Regions from separate parts of the Homo sapiens genome. Here all the other regions are linked to region 2. Evidence: chromatin loops called from intact Hi-C (ENCODE). Cell type or tissue: CD14-positive monocyte. All regions are shown on one strand.

The links. A loop is a pair of places that touch in the nucleus more often than their neighbours do. Peaks named below come from ENCODE experiments on the same cell type or tissue, not always from the same donor. Only the 100,000 strongest peaks of a DNase experiment are listed, where the experiment ranks them.
Region 1: a loop joins it to region 2, with 3.0 times the contacts of the local background. A loop is called at or near these places in 45 of 110 quality-filtered maps.
Region 3: it touches region 2 in a loop (4-fold over the local background); 12 of 110 quality-filtered maps call a loop at or near these places.

The regions. Positions count from the first base shown.
Region 1 is chr5:170,222,227-170,230,226 of GRCh38, reverse strand. No RefSeq gene overlaps it. Among named protein-coding and RNA genes, the nearest start is that of C5orf58, 6.8 kb to the left of the region's middle. In CD14-positive monocyte, CTCF peaks have their summits at 4,018 and 4,221 (motif pointing left); a DNase peak (open chromatin) is centred at 4,166.
Region 2 is chr5:170,335,194-170,343,193 of GRCh38, reverse strand. No RefSeq gene overlaps it. Among named protein-coding and RNA genes, the nearest start is that of LINC01366, 7.8 kb to the right of the region's middle. RefSeq lists an enhancer at 3,766-3,975. In CD14-positive monocyte, CTCF peaks have their summits at 3,954 and 4,153 (motif pointing right); DNase peaks (open chromatin) are centred at 663, 4,083, 5,633, 7,953 and 1 weaker place; H3K4me3 peaks cover 1,630 bases; H3K27ac peaks cover 4,196 bases.
Region 3 is chr5:170,097,009-170,105,008 of GRCh38, reverse strand. No RefSeq gene overlaps it. Among named protein-coding and RNA genes, the nearest start is that of FOXI1, 4.9 kb to the left of the region's middle. In CD14-positive monocyte, CTCF peaks have their summits at 4,200 and 4,402; DNase peaks (open chromatin) are centred at 4,458 and 6,898; H3K4me3 peaks cover 703 bases.

The sequences.
Region 1 (8,000 bases), 110 kb after region 2:
GAAAAAGGTGCTGCAGACCAGCAAGGTGATCAAGCGTTTTATGGAGTTGAGTGTGTGCACCTCGGCTAATTTTATTACAGATTCTTGACATAAAGTCTTCATTTCCAGGAAAACAAATTGAGTAAATTATCTTACTTCTTCCACTAGATCTCAGGGTTCCCATTTTCCTCCTGTCTGTTCATTATCAATTAAGAGTGCTGGCCTCTGTGTCTAGGGACCAGCTCCCTGCTGGAGCATCAACTCCCTCCTGAACCTGACTTTGTACAACCCTGTGTGCACTAATTTGGGAGGCAGCAACATAAGCATGTGTTGGATCATTACCTGGGGAGCATGACCAGCATTTGAAAGATTAAGCAGATTCCTGTGTACCCGAACAACTATTGCGTTCACCAAAGCCAATCACTTAAAGGAAGCAAGAAGCAAGCTGACTTCTGCTACCCTGGTGTGAACTAAAAGCTTCAGTGTCTGCCCACTGTCTTCTTCGAGTAGCTGATGTTACATTATCCAGAGTCATTTTTTTTTCTTTAGGAGAAACACTTCTGAAATATAGAAGGATGTTATTAATGAACATCCATATTGCTCCTACGTTAACTGAAGCATTTTCACTTCTAATTAAGAAATTACAGTTCTGTATCAATATTTCCCTCTGAACAGGGTCATGAGATGTAATATAGGACACCCAGTTAAATTTGAGTTCCAGAGAAACAACAGATTTTTTTTTTAGTATAAGTATGTCCTGAATGTTATATGGCCCCCACTTATACTCAAAATGTATTCGTTGTTGATCTGAGATTCAAATTTAATGGGAAATCCTGTATTTTTATTTGATAATCTGGCAACTCTCTACCCAAAACACTTCAACCCTGAAGAAAGAAAAGCAAACAGTGTGAAACCTTGTAGATTCAGTAGATACGAAAGCCAAGAGAATGTTGAAGTTTTCCACCGTGATGTCCAAAATAATAAAACAGATAAACTTACTGTGCCAGAATCTGGCTCTCCTCCTCCGTCAGCATCCCTGGAATGCAAGAGAGAAGCTAGGTTTTTGAGACAGCAGATGGAAGGAAGCTGACAATATTCAACATGGCACTGTGTTTTGACAGTTGCTTGCTATGCCTTTTTGTCTGAAAACTCTTTGTGCTTGGCTTTTTAGAAGATGCCTTCATCCGGCAAGGCATATTCATGACACAATTTGTGTTAATTTCCAGAGATCCACCAATCAGAGAATACCTGTCTGTTCCAAAATAAAATATGTTTCTAATTCTCTCATGTCAGGCATCCATTCCCCCACAATACCTCCTCTGATTATTAAAGACATAGATCCTGGTGGATGTCATTTCCCTCTGGGCATTGCCCCACACCCCCACACTGTGCCCTCATCAGCATCCAGGCAATGAAGAATGAGCGTCTTTATCAAAAGACGTATTGTGTTCATGAAGTCAATTCCTATAGAATATAAGGGTGTACTCACGTTTTGTTATGAAAAAAAAGAATGCATATGTGCATAAGAGCAAATTTGGAAGCGTATCTACGAAAATGTTTACAAGGATTATTAACATTAATGATAATGAGATTTATTTCTTCGTGATTATTTATTTAGCCTAGTCATAATTTTAACCCCTGTCAGGTGATTTCTCAGCATGATACATCAATCACTTTAAAGCACAGCGTCTCAGACTCTGCAGTGCACAACTTAGGGAGCTTGTGAAAATGCAGATTCTGGGGCCCACCTCAAAGACTCAGCTTTAGTGAATCTAAGGTGAGGCTCCCTGAATCTGCATTTGTAATCCCCTGCCCTCCCGACTCCTTCTATTTTAACCTAGGAAGTCTTTGGATCATGTTTGAGAAACACTGGCTGGCAGCTTACGAGGATACGAAGACTCAATGTCTATATTCTCTAAAGTGAGAAGAAGGAGATGGGCATCCCAGCTTCAAGTTCTTTCTAATTTAGGTCTTTGTTTCTTCTATTTCCTAGTAATTTGTTTTATTTTTATATTTATTTATTTATTTATTTGAGACAGAGTCTTGCTCTGTTGCCCAGGCTGGCGTGCAGTGGTGCAATCTCGGCTCACTGCAACCTCAGCCTCCTGTGTTCAAGCAATTCTGCCTCAGCCTCCTGAGTAGCTGGCATTACAGGCATGCTCCACCACGCCCACCTAAGTTTTGTATTTTTAGTAGAGACAGGGTTTCACCATGTTGGCCAGGCTGGTCTCAAACTCCTGACCTCAGGTGATTCTCCTGCCTCAGCCTCCCAAAGTGCTAGGATTACAGGCGTGAGCCACCACACCTGGCTGTATTTTATTTTTTGATCTCTAGTTTCACTTGCAACCATAATGGAAAGTCTAATGCTAACATCTGAGATGTTAGATGATTTGTAAAATATTTATGTTTTTATATGTAAATTTCCATACTCAAAAACCCCCTGTACTCCTGCCTCTACTCCCACTGCCCTGGTCCTGCCCTGTGTTACAATAATGTCCTTCCTGTCTGCTCCCACCACCTACCATCTTTGTCCCTAAGAGCCACTGTATATGCTCCAGCCTCTAGTGGGATGAGCTTTTTAAAATGTAAATGGAATTGTGTCTTTCCCCTGCTTTAAAGCCTCCCAGGGGTTTCCCTTAATGGAATAAACACTACACTCCTGACCCTGGTCCGTAAGGCCCCACAGCTCCAGTCTCCCTTCCCCTCACTCTCCTCTCAGGCCTGGCACAGGCCAGCGGTTGTTTGGAACCTGTTTCCTTCTGAGCTTGCCATGTTGGCTCCTTGTTTTGCTTTAGGGTTCAGAGAGGCCTTACTCTGATATCGCCCCATCCTCTCTCCCAGCCCCTTCTGTGTTTCCATGCAGTACTTGATATAATTTGTTATGCTTTATTTATGTTTCTGTTTACTTTTTGTTTTGGTTTTGACCTGTCTCTTTCACTGTAATATAGTTCCTGTCAAGGGCAGGAACCAAGGGTCTAGTTCACTGTTATCAACGCTGTGTCTAACACAATTCCTGGCACATGGTAAATGCTCCATACAACCTTGTTCAGTAGCTGAATGAATGCAGTGGTCCCTGCTATAGTGGTATCCTGGACAGTTGGAGACACCCAGATGCAAATTACCCCCAGATGCCCTGATGGACTCAACAAAGCTCTGAGGGCAGAAGTCACACCTGCATGCCTTCTAGGTCCTCTGAGAGAAGGACAGACAGCCCCCATGGTGGCCAGGGAGAATGTGGGGGAGTGACAGCAGTCTAAACTAAAGGCATTCTCCTTTCATTCCATCTGCTTTCTGATTCTGTGGCACAGACCAGAGATCCAATAGAGCAGTGGCAAGCCGATTCAGTACTGTTCCAGAAGGCCATTGCAGGCCTGGAAGCTTCCACACAGCCTCATGTGGGAGGGATTACCCAACCCCGGTTTCTGATAAAAGAACTATCTCAGCTGTGGATCATCATTTGAATAAAAATCAAATGACTTAGGATCTGTCCAAAATGAAGAATGTTTTAATACTTTGTGTGTAAAAACACTGATATTTTGCTTCTTTTTTATTAAACAGATTTTATTATTTTTCAGAATCTTGTCAGCATAATCATTTTATGGGTGGATGAAATATTCAGCCCTGCTGCTGCAGGAGTTCTTTCACAGCAATTACCTTGTGGCACTTTTGCTGTAATTAGGTTTTCGCCTAGGATTTTTCCCTGGGTCTGGGTAATAAATGAAATATGACCAGAATTTAAATTTGTCAATTACAAGCAAGTGTAGTGCGTAAACACACAACAGAGCCATGAATTCCAAACCACAGGCTGTTGCTGGGGGCCAGATGCTCGGAAAATTAAAATGGAAATAAAACTACTGACTGGAAAACGAAAAGTGGCCCCCAAAGAAAGCAAATCTCCCCTAACACTCATGCGTGATTCTACCCAACTGTGCGAGCTCTTGACTACAAATTCTTAAGCGTGAAACTGGCAACTCAAGAAACAAGCAGGGATTTGCATTAAAACCGTCTACGCAGGGCTCTGATCTCCTGCCTTATGAACTCCTGTTTCTTGAGGCCAGATCAAACAGTTTTTGGACATAGTGGGCCAGGGTTCCATGATGGTGATGTTCTCTCCAAGCTGCTCAAGGACTGCCAGAGATTTGGGCACAGGATCGGCTATCTTTCAGCAGCTGCTGTTTTCGCTGACCTGACTTCAGTAATTGCTCCTATGGGGCCCTCTGCTGGCCATCTTTTGCAGAAAGGGAAATCTTAGGGATCTGCACTGTTGGAGACTTTGACAAATAATGTTTCATTAAAACAACCACCAAACAAAAACACACTTTTTTTTAACTTTCATATATAAGAAGCCCTAGACAAGGGAAAAGGAAGTCACAATTTTATAAACTTCCCAAGTGCCATGCATTTAATATTCATACAACAAACCTTTCTTGAGCATCTGTTGTGTATCAGACACCATGCTAAGTTTGAGGCATGTAGGGGTGAGCCATGGAGCTCATGGTCTGGTGAAGGAGACAGACTGGAATCCACACATCACACAAATGCATATTAAGTGAGGATTCAATTAGAAGCTATCAAGGAAGGAAGGATGTCCCAGTGGGGACGGTGACACGGCTGGGGCAGCTTTCAGGGAGGGCTTCCCTGGAAAGGGAACATTTGGGCTGAGATGAGAAGGAGAAACGAGCATGATAGGCAGAGGGAACAGCATATTTCAGGCCCTCATGTCAGGAGGCATCCTGGCAGATGGGAGAGCTTGAAAGAATGTCAGCAAGGCGGGGATGCAGGGAGTGAGGGGGAACCCAGGGTGAGATGAGGCTGGAGAGGGAGCAGGGGCCAACCATGCTATGCAGAGGGTTACATTCTCTCTCCTGATGCCTGTAGGAAGCCACTGAAGGGTGTTAAGCAGGTGACGAATGGGAGGTAGTGGGTGGTATGCTCATAATTGGAGTTTAAAAAGGTGATCCTGGCTTCACAATGGAGAACAGATTGGACAGGAGGAAAGAATAGATATGAGAAGTCCAGTTGGGAGTGTATTGCAGTCATCCATGGGGAAGATGATGGGGCCTTGTTTAACATGTTGGCAGAAGAGATGGAAATGACATTACAGAAATGTTTAGAAGTAGAATCAGCACAGACTCCGTGATAGGTGACACCTGGTGATGGAAGAATGGGATGCTAAGCATGGCCTATATGATCTCATTTAATTGTGAGAGCCTTGGAAACAATTCATATTCCCATTGTATGCCTGAGGAAATTGAGACTCAGAAAGACTCAGGGTTGGACTCCAGATTACTCAGCTGGGAAATGGCTGGGCCTTATGCCTTATAAACCAAAAAGTATCTGAGACAGATCTCAATCAGTTCAGAGGTTTATTTTGCCAAGGTTGAGAACACAATGGGGAAAAAGAGACACAAGCCACAGTCGGATCTGTGGCCCTATTTCTTCCAAAGAGAATTTTGAGGGCTTTGATATTTAAAGGGGAAAATGGGTAGGATGAGAAAGGGGAAAGAGAAAATAAAGGGAGGATATGGTCACATTCCACACGTTGTAGTGAAAAGGAGGGGGTAGAGGAAATAGTCAATTATATGTTTGTCTCATGCTCAGTAAATCTGCACTTTACATAAGATAAAGTAAACATGGAGTAGAGGAAGCAGTCAATCAAATGCACATTTGTCTTGGGATGGGGAGTGGGGACAATTTCTAGTCTCCTCTTGTCCCATACCCATGAAGATAAGCTGTTGATTTACATTGTCAGGGTGAGGAAGGCCTTCTGTGGAGACATGCAACCTTCTATCTGTAGCTATCAGTTTAGAAACAAAAGCAAAGGCAGGTCTTTTTGTTTTTTGTTTTTGCTTTTGTTTTTTGTTTTTGTTTTTGTTTTGTTCATGACTCAGATTCCAGGATGAGCCCTTTCCCTTTGGCACAGTGAATTTGGGGCCCTGAGATCTTATTTTCCTCTCACAGCCTTCTATTCCTCCATATTGTTTCTAGGGTTGCATAGGACATTTGCTTAGAAACTCCTCTCCCTACATCTTGTTATCTATCCCCTCCATTCTTGAGACTACCTCGAATGGTTTGCCATGTTTGTTTTCCAATCTGCCTCTCCCACTAGACCGAGCTTGTTGAGGCCTGCAGTTGTGTCTAGTTTGCCTCTGTTCTGCAAGTGCTTAGTTCCGTGCCTGGCTCACAATGAGATTACTTGCTGAGTGATTGAGAAACTTTCACCAGTCTCCGAAAGAAGACAGACATTTAGAGGGCAGGGTGGTTTAAATTTTTCTCACTGGCCTAATTCTCTCTTGTACCCAGACCACAGTTTTGGGATTTAGGCCGGAATGCCCAAAAAGGACTTTTAAGAAGGAACTGGAAGTTTCTAGAAACCTAGTGTGGCCAAAACAAAACAAACAAACAAACAAACAAAAAACAGGCTTTAGAATCATGAGGCTCTGGATCTAAATCCTAGCTCCTCAATTAATGAGGTGTGCATCCTCGAGTTACTTATCCTCTGTAACTCTTCAGTGTCCTCATGCATAAAATGAGGATAATTTGAGTAGCTGTATTTAGTTAATAGGGCTGTTGGGAGGATTGCATTTGATCTGTGCAAAGGGCTTGGCACATTAATATATAAATTTCCTGTTTTTGTAGAAAAGAAGGATAAGAATGCTTATGGCTAGCCAAGAAAGTGGATGGGGCTGGGAATTTGTCTCCACTTGACCTTAAAGTTTCCCTCACTTACTGACTCCTCTTCTTGTGGTTTATTCTGGAAGGAGGAAAGAGGAAGTTGGCTCTCTGGGGGTCCTCAACAAGCTGACAGATGTCCCCTAAGGCAGCTTTCAACAGAGAGCTCTTTATTATTATTATTATTATTATTATTCTTTGTGATTTACAGTGTGTGTCTACGAGCCTCTGGGCACAATCATGGAGCAGGAATGGAACTAATAAATTGGATCTGTTTCCAGCTTAATTCATGGCTCTGACAAAATTAGAAATGGAGACAGATGGGAGAGCCTAAACACAAAAAGTGTCCCTAAGCCTAGGTTCTCAGGTGCACGAGACAGCAGGCAGAACACTCTCCGGCTAGAACTGCAGTTGGTGCAAGACAGATCACATAGATGGAGGAGAGGAGACTGTGGACACCCCAGAAAGCCACAAATCTTTCCATTCCAAAACTGTTTGACTTAGGGATCCAGGCCTCTGGGATAATATACGCATGGGTTCAAATCCCAGCTGCACTGCCTATTTCTATAAGCTCGAGCAAGTGGCTGAAGATCACACAGCTGGCTATTGCAGTACTGGCTTCAGATGCAAGTCTGATCCCAAACCTGTGGCTTTTAACCATTATATGTACTATGTTGTTTATGAACATAGTTTGTCATATTATGATTGCACAACTGTGAATTAATTCCTTCAAATCAATACATTGTATTCGGAAGGAACTCAAGAAATACATGCTGAAAGTTTTGCTTAGATTATTTTCCCCCTGAAATTCCCTTGCTCCCTCAATTCCCAACCACAAAACAATTATAATGATCACTGGAAAAAGCATTTTAGAGAAATGCGTCTTAAGATCTTCATGAATTACTAAATTCACAATGTAAAGATAGATATCCTGGCTGTCTCTCAACTCTTATTTTCTTCCAAAGCCATGAGCTCTCTGGGCAAACCCTCATGTCATGTATTAACTGCTGCCTGTTCTTTTCCATTATCCTAGGCCCACTTGTCACAAACTAACAGGATGTTGATTTCCCTAGTGGCTCCATAGGTGCTGCAGGGTCAAGTGGGGGTGAAATGGGAGAGTGGGCAGTGGTGGGGCTCCCTCCCTTCCCCCATCCCAAGGGCAGCAGGATTCAAATTCTCACGTCAGCCAGGTGCCAACTGGCCAGGCCACTCATTAACCTTTGGGGTGCTTTCCCATAGTCAAAGCCAGCACAAAGCCAGCAAATGCCAGGAGCCCGCCACAGTATTGCAAGTCCCCCAAGGGCCATTCCTCCACCAAGGCCAGGCCCCATCCTTGTTGGGTCACAAGC
Region 2 (8,000 bases):
TTAAAATGCAGCTAAGACCCCCTACCTAGTGGAACTGATGCCTGCATTGAACAGGGGGGTGACCAACTGCCCTGGTTTTCTCAGGACTAAGGGGTTTCCAGGGACACAAGATATTTTGTGCTAAACAGAGATAATCCATAGCACAGAAAAGCCCTTGAACAGAGCACCAGACTCTCCTAACAACAATAATAATGCCAGTGGAGAGCCTGCATTATTTTAACCAAAGCTCTATACTGCTTTCAGATTTGTGGTCACTTGCATTTTACATTTTACAACATACATTGTCACAAATGACCCCCAATCCTTTGTGGCACTAAGGTCTGGTGACAGAAACAGTAAAGGGGTAATTAGTTACAGGTATCCAGTCCCTTTGGCTTTTATGTTTCCTTCCCCTGTCCCCCCACCCATCTGGGTCTTGTCCCCAGAGATCCATTGATGGAGAATATAAGAGCTGCCCTGCTGTTCACAGTCAGACAATGGACCATCTCCTAACACCCTCAAGGCAAGCCACCAAGAAAGGGTGAAGAAAGGCCTCATGATGAGGTCAAACCACAGGTAGCTCTGGGCCTATGTCAGAGCAATCCCTCCAGAAATTCATCCAGAGCCGGTGAAGGAGGGAACTTGGAGAGGAAGTATATCGGTTAAGTAAGAGTCCCTTTAAATATTCATCTCCATTTTGGTAATTACATCACTGCCTGGATGGGCTGGCAGAGTCCTGGGCGGCTAATGAGCTGACTGGAGACGATGGCAAGTTTGCCCTGGGTCCCAGAGTGGGGTCCCTGAGTAGGCACTGTTTCCCACACTCTGGTGTAATGCTCACTGCAGATCCGAGAAAACCACCCTTGTCATTGTGCCCAGGGCCTCAGATGACGAAATCAACTCAATTCTTAGTGGAATTCCAGCCCAGTGCCAAGCTGGAGCGTTCTGGGAAGGGCAAGAGGCAAGAGGCACTCCAGATGAGAATCCAGGCTTTGGGGTGACTTTACTTCATTTTTCTCCATCTGGCCTGCAAGCTTGCTCACGACAGAGAAGGCTTCTCTTGCTCCTTTTATGCACATGCCTGCTGCACCACCCCTGTCCAGGTTATCTCCCTGCCTGAAGAATGCCAATATCCTTCACTTTTGTATCATCCTCACATTCCTGTGAGCAAAGGAAAGGCAGGCCCCTTCACCTGTACAAGCCTCAATTTCTTTGTCTGTGATATGGTTGGAAAAAGAGCTTCCAGGTTGTATATATCCAGGTGAAGTGTAAATGAAGTAATGTACGGTCTCCCACCATATAATGACATTTCAGTCAACACTTGACCTCATATCCGAAGGTGGTGCAATAAGACTATACTACTGTATTTTCACTCTACCTTCTCTATGTTTGGCTGTGTTTAGATAGACGAATACTCACCGTTGTGTTACAGCCATCTGCAGTATTCAGGACAGTCCCATGCTGTGCAGGTTTGTAGCGCAGGAGCAACAGGCTGTACCAGAGAGCCCAGGTGTGTTGTCGAATATGCCATCTAGGTGTGCATACGTGCACTCTGTGATGTTCACACAACAGTGGATTCACCTAAGGACACATTTCTGAGAACGCATCCCTGCTGTTAAGTGATGCATGACTGTATGAGAATTTCATTCCTAATCGTAAATTGTTGCATGGGCATGCAGTGGCATACTGAGTGAGAGGCGGTGCCTTGTGGTGGTGAAGAGCCCAGTTTCCATACCTTCCAGCTATGTGATTTTACACAAACTGAACCTCATAAGCCTCAGTTTCCCCATCTGTAAAATGGGAATACTAAAGTTACCTACATCATATGATGTAGTTAATGAGAAATGTGTGTAAGGACCCACCATGTAATAAGGGCTTGGACCATGGTAGCTGTCATTATTGTCACTATTGTCATAAAGATGATCATGAATCCTACTAGAGGCATGAAGGAACACAGACCCGTGACAATCCCCTCCAAGGGGTTATATCCCAGAATCACCAGGAGTCTGGCATTCTTGCCCACAGCTCTACTCCCAAGATCCTCGTATCTCTGTCCCTGGAAGTGAGTCTGGGAGTTGGATGTCCTTGGACTACAGAGCTTCCCTGCAGGAGGGCAGAGGACTGGACACAAGTGGACTTGAGGAGTTCCCAGGCTCCTTTGCATCTGTGGCTTCAGCTCAGGTTGGGAAGGGTATGGGTTGTGTGTCTCCAAAGCGTCAATAAAGGACTTAATCACAGGACAAACCTCTATTAAGATCCTGCCATGTCAGTGGAAAAATGCTTGAGCTTGGCTCCATGCCTTCCATCAGGGAGCTCAGGCCTTCAAAATGGCTGCGAGGGGCCGGGTGTGGTGGCTCACGCCTGTAATCCTAGCACTTTGGGAGGCAGAGGCGGATGGATCACCTGAGGTCAAGAGTTTGAGACTAGCCTGGCCAACATGGTGAAACCCTGTCTCTACTAAAAATACAAAAATTAGCCGGGCATGGTGGTGGGTGCCTGTAATCCCAGTTACTTGGGAAGCTGAGGCAGGAGAATCACTTGAACCCAGGAGGCAGAGGTGGCAGTGAGCCGCGATCGTGCTACTGTACTCCAGCCTAAGCAACAGAGCAAAAACTCTGTCTCAAAACAACAACAACAAAATGGCTGGGAGGTAGAACAATGAGAGGCATTGGAGCCCCTCTCTAAAGCCCCCCACGGGACCCTCTGCAGTGGTGTCTGTCCCTTCCAGTTCTCGCTCTTTCCTGTCTCTTACCCATATGGATGGAAGGTCCGGAGATAAACAAAAATGTTGTCAGGACAAAGAAATTACTATCTCAACAGCTGGCACCTGCCTTCCTCTTCTGGAAGGAATTTTGTTTGTTGAGGGATGGATCATGCTGGTCACCTTGATAAACAACAGCTGTCGGAGGACACAGAAAGATGAAGAGGGCTTAGAAAGAGGAGAGGGAGGCTGGCCTCCAGTTATTGAAAAGAGCCAAAGGGCTTTTTAGCAATTTGCAGGTCTATTATTTGACTTGAAGTTGTTTGTGTGGCTACGAAGCAACCCCCTTTGTCTCCTCAGACCTCCTGTGAAGTCAGTTACACACAAGGGACTGGTCAGGTTTTTAAAAGTGAAAATTCAGAAGAGAGATTGAATGAAAATTCAGATGCTTTTGATGCAGAATGGACCAATACACAAAGGAAGCCAGTCAGCTAAACTGGCCTAGTTTAGGGAAGCAGGCACTCAGGGCTCCAGGTGACTGGGGAAACCCTACCCTACACATACTACCACCTGCCTTAACACACACACACACACACACACCCACACACACATACACCTATACAATAGCAGATAAATCAGCAAAAGAAGGGGTCCACTATTTGGTGTGAGGACATTCTGGCAAAATCCACTTGAGTTTTATAGGATAAGGCATCTTAGCTGACTTCCGGATTTTAAAAATAATAGATACTAACATCAACTTGCACACTATACTGTCCAAAGTGCTTTCCCATATTTTCCTCCCTTTTAATCCCAGCAATTTTAGTTTCCATTTTCCGACAAGGAGACTGCAGCCCTGAGAAGTCACACTGCTCACTCACAGTGACACAGGCCAGGGTCTGCTCCCCACTGCTGTGGGCATCTTTGCTGACTCAGCAGAGCTCAAGCATCTGGTTGCAATAGTTTTCTGATCTTTAGGATGCTAAATAGCTCCAAAAATACTTTAGGGTGATTTCCAGGAGGCTAAGCTAAGTCTGAAAATGGGGCTCCATCTCTGTCATGACCTACCCCTCACCCCCAACCAGGGCAGGAGCTGGGACAAACCCAACCCAAGGCCCAGCAAGGGGAGCAGAGTGTGTGCTTGGTCTGGCAGAGAAAGGATGGGAAGGAGGCTACCTCCAGCAGGGAGGTCTGCGGGGGATCACATGCGCCCAGACCCCAGAGATCTGCATGTGTACAGATGGGGGAATTTTGGGTTCAGAGCCAAGGACCTCAGAAGAGTGAGCATTTCAAAAGATCTCTGCTGGGGAGCCGGGACTGCCCTTGGGACCCACAGAAATGGACTATTTTTGACCAGGACTCACTCAATGCCACTTCCTCTTTCTTGATGGGGAGAAAGTCCTGCAGAGGTCACCCTGTGCCTAGGTTGGAGGTGTTTTCTGTGCTGCCCCCACTGCCTCACTAGAGGGAGCTCAAGCTCCCACTTCTACCATCAGCCCACCTGGCCAGGTGAGGTTTCCCTTCTGCCCCAGAGAGGATGTGGGTCAGGGGGCTTGGCAGAGGCAGCTCTCCCTCCCAGTGATGGGAGGTCTCAGTGAATTTTGGGAAATGTTTTCAGGAGTCACAGGCAGCAAAGGCTAGATTTGACTATAAAATGAGTGTTGTTTCTACTCATAGTTTGCAAGCTCTGCAAGCCTCACTCGGAACCTGATGGTCTATATCCCACCCTCAACCTGCTCCCCCATCCCCAGGTTCAGAGTTCTTCTCAGCAAGTTCTGCTAAGTACAGAGACCAGAGACCCAGACACAGGGATGGGAGTGGGGAGAGGCAGAGGGCATTCAACTGGGCCAAGGTCACCATAAGAAATATCCCCCTCTCTGGATAACCAGGATTTATTTCTGGACACTTCATACTATTCCGGCCTCCAACCCTCTGCTGGATTCCTTCTGCCCAGCCATGTGCTCAAGAACAATGATAAGAACGATCACCCCTCAAGGAGGCAGTATGAGTGGTGCTGAGACCTAATCTCCCCCAACTGGATGTGATTGTCATAAGACCAGAAACATTGTCTATCTTGTGTACCACAAAACCCTCAATGCCTAGAATAGCACCTGGCACACCGAGAGCATTAAATATTTTATGAGTAAACTAATGGCTCCGATCCTTACTGCTTCTTTAACCTTGGACCAGTTACCTCATCTCTTTGAGTCTCAATTCTTTCCTCTGTAAAATGGGACAAAAATATACTTACTAGACATGGTGGTGATGAGGATTACATGACAGAATCAGCTAAGGCATCCAGCACGGCATTTAGTTAGAAGTAAGCCTCAATAATAACAACTAAAATCTCATTAGGAATTCATCTGCGTCAGGGTGAGAGTGAGAGAACCTGTGCATATAATCTCATATAATCCTTCCAGGAGTGCGGTTCTATTATCATCTTATTTTTACAGTTGAGGACACTGAGGCACAGCGAAGTTCAGTGACGAGTTCCAAGTCCTTTTGCTGGTAAGTGGCCGTGGAACCCGATTCTTAAGCCCAGGCCATCTGACTCTGCAGCTTTGCTTTTACGCTCAGAAACTGCTTGCTTAGTAGAGTCCTCTTGGATCTGATACTCTGCAAATGACAATGCACTGTTTTGGTTGTCTCATGCAGAGAACAAGGCAAACCTCCAAATACCCTTTCTGTATCTGACAATTGCTTTTGGCATCTTTGATCCCAAGCACCCAAGAGGTGAGTTGCCCAAGGATCCAATGATCAATGGTCAGCTGTCTGATACGCTGTGGTGTAGAAGCAGAATGGGGTCAAAGGTTGTGCAGTCCACATTGGGGGCTCTCAGCCTGCAGAGCCCTCAGTAGCATCCAGTTCTCTGGTCAAGTACAAATACCGGTGCCCCTCCTTTTCCATTTTACAGAAGAGGAAACTAAGGCTCAGAGAGACAGTGACTTGCATCTTTAACGAGCACCCTGGGCCATTCTGACGCAAGTACCCCTCCTATCTTTGGAAATTAAAAAACAAAAGCAAAAACTAAAGATCTACCACATAGGCACTTACCCTAGGGTGATCTGTTTACTGGGAAGAGAGGGGACAGCCAGCCCTGTTTTGGCTTTTCAAGAAATAGGAAAATGCCAAAGAAACGTCAGTCTCCCATCCATGGCTGATTCCCCATTCCTCCTGCCTTCCGGCATTAGGGGACCACCCCCGTGGTCTGCCCTCTAAGGAGAGTGCTGAGTTGGCTCTGAGGCAGCAGCCAACCCTGCAGAGAACACGAAGCCTGGAAAAAGGGAAGGAGTGGAGACTCTGAGCTCCTCCCTGCGTCCTCCCTTCTCTACCTCCCTTCCCTTCCACTGGAAAAAAAGAAAATTGCCAAGTAATTGCTCCTCAACAACCCCTGCTGGTCCTCAGTCATTTCTTTCTTGCTGAGATTATAATTAGGGATCAGTACATTTAAATGGGAAATCCGTGAGCAGCACAGAGCCTTCGTTTGTCAAATGCTGTTTCTTGCACCCTGCAAATGGTGCTCAGAGTCAGCTGTGGGCAGCGGTTATGAGGTGAGGTCCCCTAGTGAGGAGGGGTGGTTAAGTCAGAGAGCACAGCCCCTTGACTCTTGGCAAGGGTACAGGAGCACCAGCAACATGGATGAGCATTTACTCTGTGCCAGAGCCTGGGCCAGGTACTCTCTAAACCTGATTTTACCACATCTACACTTGGAGGTAAGCGCTAGTTTTATTCCCATTTTATAGAAGAGGACACTAAGGCCCAGAATGACAGTGACTTGCCCCAGGCCACACTATGGGGACTTGAAGCCCCATGTGACTGAGCTCTAAGCCTCTCTCTTTTATCCTAAAATCTGACTGCTTTCCCAATGGAGCAGAGGTCTAGGTCCCAGACCTGAATAAATTCCAGGTTTTTGTCTCTTTTCCTTCCCCACTAACATCTGGATGTAGTCACACCTGGCTTGGGCCTGTATTCTCCCTCATGTGCCCGGGATGCACAGGTCAAGGCAAGTCTGGTAGGGCCGGGAGAGAGGAAGAGAATCCTGCCCTTCCTCTTCGCTGTGGCTTCTCCCTGGACTAATAAGATTGCCCTCCTACGCTGGGTCCTCAAAACATGCTCTCTGAGCAGGTAGGACCCACAACATCCTCTGTATTTTAGAGAAGAGGAAACAGAGGCCTCAAAGAGATGAAGTGACTTCACCCAAGGTTCCTCGGCCAACTATTGGCCGAGAGAGTCAGGACTTGGGTGCGGGAACTCTTGACACCCTCATCCCCACATGTAGGGCTGGGCTCCCTCTGCAGGGAACAGGTCTATGGAAATGGAAAACAAAAACATCAACAGGTGGGAGAAGGAGATGAAGCAAAACTGTTTTGGGCACCTATATGGTTGCTAAAGCGAAAAGGCTTTGGAGTCACTCTGGCAGTATTAAGTTTTGTCTTGGCTTTTCTAAGCATCATTTAAAACGTGAGGCTGTTTGTGGTCCTCACCTGGTGGGGAAGACGTGAGGACCCACCGGGATCACAAATGTAAAATGAGGACCCAGTGCACTGTTCAATACATGTGAGTTATGAGCAGTTGCCATTGCTAGTTGTGTTACTTAATAGCATATTGATATGAGTGAGTCTTATAATAACATTGTGAGATATTGGTATGTCCATGTTCCAGATGGGAAAACCAAGGCTCAGAGAGAAGAAACCTGATTTAGACACACATCTTGTAAGTGGCAGATCCAGGTTTCAGGATTCTGAGTGGCACCCAGACAGATCAACCCATAACCTCAGTCTCCAGGACAAGCATCAAGTGCCTTGACCACTGCACCTCTCAACCATCCTGCACCCCAGAAAAGTGCACAAGGTACAAGAAATCCTTCAGGTCAAGGACAAAGGCCCAGTGAAGTGACTCTCATTTTTCTGGAACCTTCTTCTGTTGCCAGTCACCTGCTGCTGGGGCCCTTTTAGCAAGTGGTAGATAAAGAAAAATCCCTAAAAATAAAGTATAATTTAAAAAAACCTTTTTTTTTTATTTTTTATTTTTGGAGACAGAGTCTCACTCTGTCACCCAGGCTGGAGTGCAATGGCACAGTCTTGGCTCACTGCAACCTCCGCCTCCTGGGTTCAAGCGATTCTCCTGCTTCAGCCTCTAGAGTAGCTGGGATTACAGACGCGTGCCACCATGCCTGGCTAATTTTTGTATTTTTAGTAGAGACAGGGTTTCACCATGTTGGCCTGTCTGGTGTCGAACTCCTGACCTCAGATGATCTGCCACCCTCAGCCTCCCAGAGTGCTGCAATTACAGGCATGAGCCACCACACCCAGCCTAATGAAGA
Region 3 (8,000 bases), 240 kb after region 2:
TCTGGTGGGGTTCAAGGGGGCAACCAGTCATAGGCACCGCAGCCTCCCCCAACACACACATACACGCACACACGCGTACGCGCACACGCACACACGCGCACACGCACACGCGCACGCCCACACACGCGCACACGCCCACGCACGCACGCGCACACACGCACGCACACACACACGCATATGCATACATGCTGCAGACGGGCAGAGAACCTGAGAATTTGCCTGGAGAGCAGCAAGGCTCTTAAAAATAATAGCAAAAGGGGAAAATGGGGAATCAGTCTTCAGGGAAAAGTGAGAGAACTTGAACAATTCAAGTTTCTTTCCAGCTGCAGGGCAAGCAGGCTCCCAGCTCCTCTCTGATCCAAAGACCTTTCATGTTTCAGCTCGCAGAGGCCCCTGGCATGGAGGCAGCCAGGGCACGAGGAGAGCGCCCGACTCACCATGCCCCAGGCGTCCTCTCTCTCTCTCCCTCAGGCTCCAGAAGCAGGAGCTGCAGCCCCTGCTGGCTTCTCCCTGTGGCTCAGCCAGCTCCTCTCCTATCTGGGCTCCATCCTCCATCTTGTCCCAGCCTCCCCTGGTGCCCCAGGTCAGGCCCTCAGCTTGGGCCATGGGTGGTGGTCTCCCTACTCAGAGGGTAGGCGCTGGCCCCTGACCAGGTTCTGGTAGCAGCTGAGACTTCTCTCTGTGATGAAGCAGATGGGAGAAAAGTTGGGGTCAGCCCCTCTGGTCACCACCTCGCTCCCGCTTGCCTCCTTCTTCTTCCCATCCAGCTTCCTCCCACTTCCTGCATGCCCTACTTTCTTTGAGGCAAGAGAAAGAGGTCACTGACTGTCCCAACTGGAGAGGATGCTCCCCAAAGAATTCTTCCCCTCTCTGCTCCTCTTTCATGGTTATGTGGGGACACATGTGGCAAACATGAATGAGACTGAATAAACTTCATTTTCAGCATATTGGTGCCCAGAGGATGAGTTCCAGGTAACTGGGTAGGAGTGGTCATGTTAGGCCCAGAGGAACCTGTCCCCACCATAAAACAGTGATGAAATGTGACTCTCTGAAAGGCTCTGGCTGTCCAGATGAGGCTTAGAGTAAGGCACACTTTGCAGAGCCAAGCCAGAGGCAGAATTTTTGTTTGGTACAGTTTCTCTATGAGGAGGCCTGGCTTGCTGAAGGTGGAGCCCTGACTTTTCAAAGAGCAGTCACATTGGAGTCCCCTAGTACAGACTCAAAGCCTTACAATTAACCTAGCAATTTCACTTCTCAAAGCTTATCTTACAAAATTCAACAGAGCAAAGAATTAGCCACAGGGATGCCCACCACAGCATTGTTTATAGCGGTGAAAAATTGTAACTAATCTAAATGCCCAACAGTAGGGGATTGGCTAAATAGTGTATCATCCAAATGATGTAATATTATGCAACTATGAAAAATAGATTCTGGAAAAATAACTAATGATATGAAAAGATGTTTATGTTCTCATGATATTATTTGGAGAAACAGGTTGCAAAATGCCATGAGATTTTTTTTTAGTACAAATATGTATTTATAATTGTATATGAAATCTAGAAACATAAATATCAAACTGCCAATTATTATTTCTGGATGAAGAATTGGATGCAATTTTTGTTGTTGTTTTTCCGTAGTTTCTGATTTAAATGATTAGAGAAAGGCAAGCACACAGGTGACTTGCTTTTGGGGTTAAATTTGAAAGGCTAAAAACAGATAATATAGCAGAGACGTAGCAAACACAGGCTCTGAGATCAGGAGGACCTGGCTGCAAATCCCAACCTTGGTATTGCAAATCCCAACCTTGGGATCACTGCAGGCCCTGACAAGTGATCTAGCTTTTCTCAGCCTCAGTGTTTTCTGGTGAAAAAGGGAACGATGCCAGTACTTAACTCACGAAGTTGCAGTGAGCATTCAGTGAGGTAGTCAGTGTAATCAATGTCAATCATTTCACATGGCACATACAGGCTCACTCAATAAATATTAGTTATTATAGATTATAGTCAGTATACATTTGCTGTGTACAATCAAGCACACCTATGTTTGCTACACTGAGAGTTAATCGCATGCAGCATGCAGCAGGGATGTGACAGGGATTATGATGCAAAAACAGAGGGAGAAATATTCAGCGTAGACACCGATTCTATAACCAGACTCTACATTTACAGATGACAATCAGAGAGGGCCCAGAGTCACACAAGTTCATGGCTGGGTCAGGACCCACTCTGCCCCACTTTGGCGTCTCCTGCTTTAGCGGCATTTTCTGAGGAATGCTGAACTGGGTCTCCCTAGCTGCATGTGGACCCTAGTTCCTTTCCCCCAGTAGATCAGAGAAAGCCTGGCCTGTCTTAGGAGGCCTTATTCACCGGGAGCCTCTGGCACCCAGAGCCCAGTAGCTGGGGATCACAGCTTCTCTGCACTTGGTCACAAGGTTAAACCTTCGGGCCAGGGTGTCCAAAGCATCCCAGAGGACCCTTCATTCCAGATTTGTAGGAACACTGGCTATAGCCCTTGGGGTGGACAACAGGAGCTAGCTGTTCCCACCCCGCAGTGAGGTTTGAGAGTTATGGTCCTGCAGCCCGCCTTGACCATCCTAGGGCCTCCGGGAAAAGAATCAAATGTCTCTAACAACTAGGGTCATTTTGTGAATGAAATTATTTTAAACTTTTTGAAATTTCTAGAAGTGAAAATTCAAACCTGAGAAGATGCGCTCTGCCCAGCTTCAGGGAAATAATAATAGAATAATAAATAAAAAATAAGAGTAAGAGTTGGGTGTGTGAGGGCCTGAGCCTGCCTAGGGAATGCTTGGGATGCAGTTTGCATACTACAGTCCAGAGGGAGGCCTTCTTGGACATGAAAGACCATATATTCTGTATATTCTGAACCCCAAATTGTGACATTTGGGACAAAGCAGTAAAACATGGAACACGTGGGCCTGAGGATTGCATAGAACTGGGTTCAAATCCCAGCTTCGCTCTTTGGTAGCCTTGTGATCTTGGCCAAGTTTCTTAATCTTACAAGGCCTCCGTTTGTTTATCAATAAAGTGAGGATGAAACTAGAATCCGTCTCATGTGGATTTGGAAGGAAAAAGTAATATAAATGTGTAAGTAAAATGTGGAGCCCATGATCTGCAAAAGCTGCAGATCATGAGGATGATGATGAATGCAAGGGTACCTGAGGCCAGATATTGACACGGGAGAGGGTTCTGGGCAGGAGGCCTGGCATCATAGCCTCCTCCAAGCAACGTTCAACCATTTGCTTTCCCCTTGGGAAAATCCTGCCATCTGGGAGCCATGCCCCCGAGGACATGTCCCAGCAGTCAGCTGTGGATATTGCTGGGTCCAGAAGCCAATGCTGACTCAAGTCCTGCAGAAAGGGTAACTGTACACAGGCCCCCAGCCTGACTGTGATCAACCAGCACTGCCACTTCTGGCCTTGACTTTCAAGGGTGGAGAATCATACTCTTTTAGAAGTCAGATCTCAGTTCACCTGTCTGGTAGGAGGTGATGTGCATTTTCACAAACATGAACTCATGTAGGACCACAGTGTGGTAAGGATTCAGTTTCCCTGTTGAACTTTGAGGAAGCAGGTACAGAGAGGATGACCAGCCACCGAGATGAAGGAGGCAGGTGGGAGCCAGCCTGGCTGCTGCTCCACTGTGGCTGGAACTGTATCACGCAGGCAGTGCCAGGAGCAAGGAGCTCCGGCCCTGGAACCAAACTTTCTGGGTCTCGACCCTGTCTCTACTCCTTAGGCACTGTCATACCTTAGACAGCAACCATTTGTTTTGGACCTTAGTTTTCTCATCGGTAAAACCAAGTACTTCCTGGTGCTGCTCTGGGCGCTTCATGTCAGGCTTTACTGTACAGTATCGTACCTGCTCAATACAGTTAGCTCTCATTAGGGACTCGGGAGTCCGAGGTGATGGGAGATGCTGGTGGTTCACCAGCTGGGGCTACAACATCCCCAGCTCTTGGACCCTACATACCTCCCCCAAATTCACATTTGATTAGAGGCTTGGCTTCATGGATTCTTTCCCCCCTCTCCACATAATACACAAATAGTTTCTAAGTTCCAGGATTCCCAGGAGCCTAGCACAGTACAAAGTTGTCTGAGGCGGGGAATCAGGGGATTAGGGACCAGTTGGCCTCTAGCTTAACTCTCTGCACCAGGTTCCTAACCTGTAAAATGGGGATAAAAATTGCAGTACTACCTACTATCTATGATGGCTCTCTGTGAGCGGCAATGAGCCCTCGTCTGTCCTGCCTGGGCAACAGGGTTCACGAGAGTCATGTCTTGGGGTATTTGGGGCTGACATGGGGATGGCTTCTTCATGCTGAGCATGGGCTTTGTGGAAGTCTGGCTGGCTGAGGCATTAGCCAGGCTGAAGGTGGTCTTGGTGCTCTGCGGCTTTTTGGCTTCTGATGTGCTTGTCTGAAGAAATGTAGATCAATACCCCCCTCTGGCGGCCGTCTCTTTAAAAGCGGGAAGTAGATTGCAGGGCTTGGGTGAAATTTCAGGGCAGGCAAGAGTCTTCTCTCGGTTCCTTTAAGGACAGGAGACAGAGAGATTTCAGTGTCAGGTTCCCGGGAGAAACAGTCGCTTAGAGAAAAAGACCTTACTCCTGCTGCAGTGGGAATAGTGAGAGCTGGGTTGGGAATGGGGAAAGGTGTCTTAGAAGGCAGCCCAGCAGCAGGCAGACTGACCTGAGTCAGAATCAGACTCCTCCAGCTGTATTTTCTGAGTGCCTTGATGTTTAATCTCTGAGTCTGTTTGCGCTTATGGAAAACAGCTGCTGCAGGGACTGGATGAGGTACTATAGGAAATGCTTCTGAAACCATGCACGGCTGTAATTCATTCCTTCATTTATTCAGCAAATACCAGGCTGTCTTCCCAGTACCAGTTCTGGGCTGGTGTTCAGGAGACAGTGACAGCCACACAAGCTGAGGCTCCCTTTGCTTGTGGTGTTTGCCATCTCTGTGTGGTACCTGAAGTTTTGGTGTACCATACTTAAAAGTTCTCATGGGCTTTCTTGCTCTGTTTCTGATTTTTACTTAGTGAAATTGTTTTAAAGATAGATTCCTTATAAGTTCTGGAAATGGATCATCAGTCGTCAGGATCACTTGCTATAAATAAAATAAGAAGTTAGTATTTATTTAGTGCTTACAGTGTCACGGGCACAGCCTGAGTACCTTACCTGTGTTATCTCATTCAGCCCCCACAGCAACCCTAGGAGGCCCGGATTGTAATTGTCCCCATTTCATAGATGAGGACACTGAGGTGGCATCAGTTGTCTGCTGAAGGCTCTGGCCTGAGTGTGCTCACTCTGCTCAAACATGAGGTCAGCAAGTATTAGCAAGGTGCCAAAACACTCTGACCAAGAACCGAGACTTTCTTTTTGGAGAAGGCAAAAGGATTGAAACAAAATTGGAAAAGAAGAGATGTTCTGATCATGAGAGTGGTAGGTAGAGTAATGAGCCCCTCCCTCTCCAAAGACTTCAGTCCAAATCCCCAGAATCTGCCAATAGGTCATCTTCCAAGGTAAAAGACACTTTACAGAAGTGATTAAATCCATGACCAGTTGGAGAGGTTATTCTGCATTATCCAAGTGGGCCCAATGTCATCATAACTCTCCTTATTAGAGGGAAACAGAGGGAGATTTAATGACAGACAATGAGCTGTAAGAGAGAAAGCTGATGAGTGATGTGGCCACAAGCCAAGGAAAGCTGAATGCCTTATAGCCTTTAGGAGTCAGAAGAGCCAAGGAAACAGATTCTTCCCAGAACCTTCAGAAACAGCAAGCCCTGCCAACACCTTGATTTTCACCTCATCTTATTTTAAACTTCTGAACTCAAGAACAGTAAGAGAATACATCTGTCTTGTTTTAAGCCACTCAATTAGTGGTAATTTGTTACAGCAGCCATAAGTAACTAATACAGTGGGATTCAATGTTGTGTGTGGCTGTGATTCCATGCCCTAAAGGTCCCCTCCCACACCACCAGTGGCCTTCATCCTATACCTAGAGAAGGTGTCTGCTCCATAAAGAGCTCCTCCTCCCTCCCCTCTTCCCCCTCCCTCTCCCCGCTCTGGGTGAAGAATGCTGGCTGGGGACAGTGTCTCTAGGCCGGGCACCATTACTTTGTCCTCAACTCACGAAGGCTTTGGTGGGCTGTGGTGCCCCTCTGGGTCTCAGTTTCTTTGTCTGGCAAATGGGAGGCAGAGCTGAGTGGTTTTGAAGGACCTGCCCAGCAGGCCCCGCCTTTGGAGCTTATTAAAACACACTCTCCTGGACCCAGGCCTCCAAGATTCTGACTTGTGAGGCCCAGGTGAGGCCTGACAGGGGCTCCAATGCATAGCCAGCTTAGAAACCAAGTGATATGGGGATCCAGGTTCTGTCCCCAGAGTTATCCCTTGGAAACATGCCGCTTGATTGCCTTCTCCTCAGAGCCTGCAGCGGGAAGTCCCTGTTCCACCACTTCCGAGCTGTGTGACTTGGGAGAAGTGTCTGTGCCCATTCTGTGCCTGTGTCCTCACCTATAAATTGGGAAGAACGACAGTCTATACTTCAGAGGGTGGTTGTGAGCTTTCAGAAGGTGTTAAGTGTAGCTTGCTAATGACAGTGTCTGGCACACAGTAGGTGCTCATAGGTGCTGCCTGTCAATGTGCCAGCTTCTCCGCATGGCATTCCAGACCCTTATGCACTAAGACCCAGCTGGACCTCTCCTATCAGTCTCCCATCCACCCTCTGCACCCCCCAGGTCGTGGCTGCGTGAACTTCTCCCTGGTGCTCCGGTCCCTGCCTGGCCCCTTGCAGGACATCCTTTGTCAGGAGTGCCCTGCCCCCTCCGCTTCCTGGAGGACTCTCGCTTATCTTCAATGCCTGCTGAAACGCCACTTCCCCAAAAGCCTTCCTCCTGGTTTCCAGGCCACTCTCCGCATTTCCTCCCTACTCTGAACACCCTTCGGGCCTGTAGTGGGTTTCATTTTGCTGCTATCATCAGTTTCTTGCCTGACTTCACAACTAGATCTGGAGTAACCCTGAGGGCAGAGGCAATATTTTCTCCCAGGCTTTGGACAATGCTAGGAGCAAATTTTAAGTTCTTAGTTCATTTGTGAGGGAGGGAAACGGCTGTGTGCTGTTCTCTTCACTTTGCTTTGTCCTGTGGAAATCAGGACCACAGTGGTGGCTATCTCATGGGTCTCTATTCACTGGACGTGGGAGGCCATCTCTGTGAACCACAGTCGACTGCGCTGCCCCATGTCCAGCTGGGTGGATTTCCGTGTGACCAGCCCTGTAGGCAGTTCCCAAGATCATAGGAATCACACCTATTCACTTGTAAATGTGCTCAAAGTTGAACGCCAAGCAGGGACAATTCATAGAAGCCGATTGATTTTTCCAAATGTTCATTGGTTTGCACTTTTTGTAATTACTGTTAGATTTTCTACACATTTAACACCAAATATGCTTTCTATTTTTAATTTTAAACTTTTAAAGATCAAAATGAATTTTGGAGGTCTGTCATAGGGGCATGCATTTCATAAAATCTACTTTTCCCAATTTCATAAACAGTCATAAAATAACTGTGTATGCAACTCTCAAGGATTTTCTCACCAGAAACATAAAGAGTGCAATCTAAGAAAAACAACATGGTTAAATGTGCTAACTATAAGGGTTTGAGTTATTAACCCTTACTATTATATGGGTTAATTATTATAAACTTCTAAGCATATGATATTTGATAAACCATGATTAAAGTCTTCCAGAATAGTACCTGCTCTGTGTATTGGGTGGGTTTCAACTCTTGCCTTTCCTGTGCTCTGTCCTGACTCTCAGCGAACAGAAGCCCACACTAAACTCCCTGCCTCACGCCCTCAAAGGGGACGGTTTCCTTTACTGCCAATCCCTCTATTCTTCACCTAACCTGCACTCTGCCTTCTAAAATCTACCTCTGGCAAGAATCCTCTGGAGAGAAAATTTGGCTTTGGAACTGGTTTCTTC